Linked DNA regions of Homo sapiens: region 1 is linked to region 2. The links are chromatin loops, found by intact Hi-C in ENCODE. Cell type or tissue: Caco-2. All regions are shown on one strand.

The links. Hi-C counts contacts between places; a loop is a spot of excess contacts. Peaks named below come from ENCODE experiments on the same cell type or tissue, not always from the same donor. Only the 100,000 strongest peaks of a DNase experiment are listed, where the experiment ranks them.
Region 1: a loop joins it to region 2, with 18 times the contacts of the local background. A loop is called at or near these places in 4 of 110 quality-filtered maps.

Annotation. Positions count from the first base shown.
Region 1 is chr9:33,000,351-33,002,850 of GRCh38, forward strand. It overlaps APTX (aprataxin), which reads right to left and starts at 1,278. Exons shown (of 8, transcript NM_001195248.2): 1 at 1,217-1,278. It overlaps LOC124902140 (a long non-coding RNA gene), which reads left to right and starts at 1,427. Exons shown (of 2, transcript XR_007061454.1): 1 at 1,427-1,709; 2 at 1,827-2,395. RefSeq lists enhancers at 223-834, 835-1,447, 1,207-1,476 and a silencer at 677-736. In Caco-2, no CTCF peak of the experiment used is centred here; DNase peaks (open chromatin) are centred at 721 and 1,301; H3K4me3 peaks cover 1,948 bases.
Region 2 is chr9:33,159,887-33,162,386 of GRCh38, forward strand. All of the region lies in intron 1 of B4GALT1 (beta-1,4-galactosyltransferase 1), which reads right to left. Among named protein-coding and RNA genes, the nearest start is that of B4GALT1-AS1, 5.8 kb to the right of the region's middle. RefSeq lists enhancers at 1,075-1,204, 1,224-2,218. In Caco-2, no CTCF peak of the experiment used is centred here; DNase peaks (open chromatin) are centred at 1,335 and 1,965; H3K4me3 peaks cover 171 bases.

The DNA.
Region 1 (2,500 bases), 160 kb before region 2:
GCACAGTGGCTCACGCCTGTAATCCCAACACTTTGGGAGGCCGAGGGGGGCGAATCACCTGAGGTCAGGAGTTTGAGACCAGCCTGGCCAACATGGTGAAACCCCATCTCTACTAAAAATACAAAAAATTAGCCAGGCGTCGTGGCACACGCCTGTAATCCCAGCTCCTTGGGAGGCTGAGGCAGAGATAGCTTGAACCCGGGAGACGGAGGTTGCAGTGAGGCGAGATCACGCCGTTGCTCTCCAGCCTGGGTAACAGAGTGAGACTCTGTCTCAAAAAAAAAAAAAAAAAAAAAAGAAAAGAAAAGAAAAAGAAAAAAAGAAAGTAATAACTGTGTAACTAAGAAGAACGAGCACAAATCTGTATTGTCTCACATATGAACAATCCCCAAAAGTTCCAAACCTAGATCACAGCAATTCCAAATAGAAATTTTATCCCTGCTTTGTTAAGCCACTATCACTGGTATGTATGGGGAAAGGCTTTTTTTTTTTTTCTTTTTTTTTTTTTTTTTGAGACGGAGTTTCGCTCTTGGCATGCCCAGGCTGGAGTGCAATGGCGCGATCTCAGCTCACCACAAACTCCGCCTCCCGGGTTCAAGAACGTCTCCTGCCTCACCCTCCCGAGTAGCTGGGATTACAGGCATGCGCCACCACACCTGGCTAGTTTTGTATTTTTAGTAGAGACGGGGTTTCTCCATGTCGGTCAGGCTGGTCTGGAACTCCCGACCTCAGGTGATCCGCCCGCCTCGGCCTCCCAAAGTGCTGGGATTACAGGCATGAGCCACCCCGCCCGGCCAAGGACTGCTTCTTCTGGCATTCCCTACAAGGCCTGTTGAGGATGCTGCTAAGGTCCCTCAAGTGCCTTTCACGAAGCATTTCTGGCGGAAACGCTGCCCTTCCCGACAAGCTGGGCCGCCTCCTTGGTTGGACAGGGCCCATTCTCTAATATTTTTTCGGCTTGTGTTGCGACCAAGGTACATACAGGTGTCGGGAGCACACGTGAACAAACGCAAAGTGGGTCGAAGACCAACGCGAGCGCCCGCTGAAACAGCCCAAGGTAGTAACAGGGGAGGACGGAGAAAGCAGCCGTGAGAGCAGCGCATGAAAGCAGCGTCATTCAAGGCACATCACTCAAGGGTAGGAGCAGCCTCGGCCGAACGCTCACCCGCGGCATTGAGCCCAGCCAGCAGAAGAGATAGGCTGACGACCGCCTTACCTCCAGAAGTCGGAGACGGACAAATTCACGTTACTCATCTGTGCCTCACCGCTTCCGGCGCTGCGGGATGACGTCAGAGGCCGGCTGTATCGCGACCAGTGACGTCACCAGCACCTCTCTAACGGATTGGCTGAAAGAATCTTGCCCACTTCCCAGATCAAAAAGCGTCCGCCCCAATTGGGTTCTCTCTGGGCCGTGGTCCAACTGAGGATCCTGGAAGTTATGCCTGTGGGGACCAGCTCTCTCAGCATCTCTCTGCCTGAGGGCCACTCGCCTGTCACTGCCTCACAGTCTCTGAATTGGGTGACATTTCAGACCCAATCCCTCTGTGGACGTTTCTAGGTGGCTGTGCAGCTTCTCGATACTCCATAAGGAGACGTTCACAACCTTTAAGGCCATCTCTCCTGCTGCAGACAACCTGCTGTAGCACTGCTACTTGCTTTTTAAACTACAGTCCGCTTTCTCCTTTGTGCAGGGAGGAAAGAATGGAGCGGTAAGAGGCAGGGAAACCTGTTTTTTGTAGTGCTGTGTACACTAAATGAACTGAGGGGCAATCCGGGAGAAAAAAAGCAAGATGCAGGGATAAGATGCGTGTACTGATTTTTTACAGCAATTCCAGAAAGTTCCCTAAGAATCATATTGCAGTTATTCAAAGGCATTTTGGCAGAAGGAACAATCCCTATCTCGGAGGTAAAAGTATAGTTTATAATTTTTCTCAAGTACAACACACTGGCAAAAATTCTTTGGTTGAATTAGGTTTCTGAATTTTCTGCTAGGCCCATCTGTGCACTTCCCTGTAAAATCCAGTTTTAGCACAGACCCTGGCTAAGTCAGTTTACCAAGAACCACCACCACCACCCCGCCTTATGTGGTTATTCTCAATATCTGATCAGGTTCCTTATTCTCCACTATCCCCCAGATGATGTCTGATTACCTTGGCCTGTCTCCAGCAAGAATCCTGTTAGGTATATTTAGCCAGAAACTCCTTTACCCCGATGTTTCCTCTTAGTAATTTTCCATCCACTGACCCCTACACAGCTCCTTGGCCATAAATGCCCACTTGCCCATGCTGCTGTTTGGAGTTGAGCCTAATCTCTCTTCCACTGCAAAACCCCGTTGCAGTGAGCTCTATATACCTATCATGAAGTTCCTGAATAAAGTCTTCCTTACCATGCTTCAGCAAGTATCATTGAATAATCTTTTCTTTAACAAAATTGAGATTTAAGGAGTCACATTCTTCATCAAGGTGGAGTATTGTTTCCTTCCATGGAAAAGCAGAGACTT
Region 2 (2,500 bases):
AGAAACAAATGGAGAAGTTACTGAGAAAGCATCACCCCCACCGATTCTGTTCACAGCAGATTTCTGCTCAGCCAGATCCTAAGAGCCTATCCTGCAGCCTGGCCCTTTGCCCCTGCCCCCAGGCACTTCCTGGACCTAGTTTCTTTTTTAATCAGAATTCTAGACACATTGTTCAGCAATAAGTGATACTCATCTGCCAGCACTAAGCAAATCTGGAATTTCCAATGAGTCTATCCTTTTGTAAGACTGGCTTGAAAATCTAGCCCTTCTCAAAAAACATTCAACACTTTTTTTCCTTTTTTAGAAAGCTCTCCTACAGAAACCATCCAAAAAGTACATAAAGCTTTCTGCACAAGCATCACTACATCACTAAGAAAAAACAAAAACTATATATGTATATGTGTGTGTTCAGCAACAGTTGAATGATTTTTTTAAGTTATGGCATATTCAGCTGACAGACTATGATACTGCCTTTGTGATTTTTAAAGGTATAGGGTCAAGTCTGTGACAGAATCTTAAATGAAAAATGCTGAACACCAGGCTATCTACATGAATCTATGTCAATCTATCTGTTCATCTATAAAGACAACAGCTATAACACTGGGTGTGGTGACTGACACCTATAATCCCAGCGCTTTGGGAGGCCAAGGCAGGTGAATCACTTGAGCTCTGGAGTTCGAGACCAGCCTAGGCAACATGGCAAAACCCCATCTCTACAAAAAATACAAAAATTAGTCAGGCATGGCGGTGTGCACCTGTGGTCCCAGCAACTCGGGAGACTGAAGTGGGAGAATCGCTTAGCCCGAGAGGTCGAGGCTGCAGTGAGCCGTGATCACTGCACTCCAGCCTGGGTGACAGAGCAAAAACCCTGTCTCAAAAAGAAAAAGAAAAAAAAATATATCAGCTATATTCTTAAACATGAAAAAGACTAGTAGGAAATATGCCGGTATGTTTCTTTTGGGTGATAGGAATTTGGGTGTGCTTTTATATCTCTTTCAACTTTTCAAATTATTTTCAATGAGCCTGCATTACTTTTTACTTTTAAAATGAAGGAAGAGATTATCCCCCCTCAAAAGGCAAAAGCAAAGACCCATACCCCTATCCCTATCCCCAACATCTCTGTGAGGCAAGTCATTCTCTCTCTCTCTCTCTCTCTCTCTGCCTGGGCTTTGTGAGGGGCTCTGGAGAAGCAGCGGGTGTGGGGAGTGGATAGAGAAGCAGCTACATAACACACCCAGACCAGACTTTAAAATCACTGCCAAAGAATTCAGCAACAGCCAATTATATAGCCCCTGGCCTTCATTTGTGCAGGGAAGGGGCGGGCTGAGGCCAAGCCGCAAAGTGGAACCTGAAGCACTGAGTGTGTGACTCACCCCTCTGTCTTCTAAGGACAAATCCCTTTAGGCCACATTCACCCAGAACCAGCTCCCCACTAAACCCTGTCCCCCACCCCCAAGCCCCACTCTCCAACCTGGAGGTCTCTGACTTACAGAACAATATCCTGAGATCACTCCTTGAGCTAGTGACCGCCTCAGCTCACCCGGCAATGGCCCAGATCAACACAGAGGCCCCTACAACTCAGGTCTCAGGTCTCTACAATCTTAATCGCAGTCTGGCTCCCAGGAACCCCTACCAAGTTTAGGGACAGGAGGGACCCTGTGAGTCTAATCCCATGCCTTGTTAATTCCCCTAGGAGCCAGGGTCTGGCTGGCTGGCCTTACAGTGACCTCACTGCCCAGGGACCACACCAGTCTATACCAAAGCCAAATGTAAAACTGTCACCATGCCAGGCCCTCAAAGGATTTAAGCTTCAAGGGCAGACCATTTGTCCTAAAACAACTGGATTGCTGCTCCACTGGACAAGAAAAACTGGAATTTCCAGGTAGATGTGGGTTCAAGCAGAATTCCAGTCTCTGCTTCTTCATAGTAAGAGCAGAGAACAAAGAGTAAGAAACAAGGTACAGGAGGCACTGGGTAAACAGATAGCAGGGAAATCAGCAGGTATGACTACTGAATAAACCTCTTTCACAAACACACACCCATAGCCCAGCTGAGTGCAAAGGGGATGAGCCTGCCGGCCCTGTTCCTTAAGTCTGGATGGTCCCTAGGGTGGAATCTGTGGAAAGCTTGGACTGCCTTGCTATTAACTGCCCCATAATTCCCAACCCATAAATTAGCTTAGTCCCAGCCTGGAAATCCCTACCCTGCTGCTACCCAAAGACCATAATACCCAGTGATATCTCATTATAATCATTATAAAGCAGCAAGTTAAAGATTACTCAGCAGAACTAATGCATAGCTTCAGAAATTAGAGGAAAATTTTCACACAACCAAATAAAACCAGGGCTGGAGAATTTTGATATGAACTTGGAGTTTCTGAAAGAAGAAAGGAAGAAATGAAGGAGGGAGGGGAGTGATAGGGAAGGGGATAAATACACACTTTGGTTCCCCTAGATGACCTCAGCACTGTTCAATTATGCCTCCCCTGCCTAAATTAAGA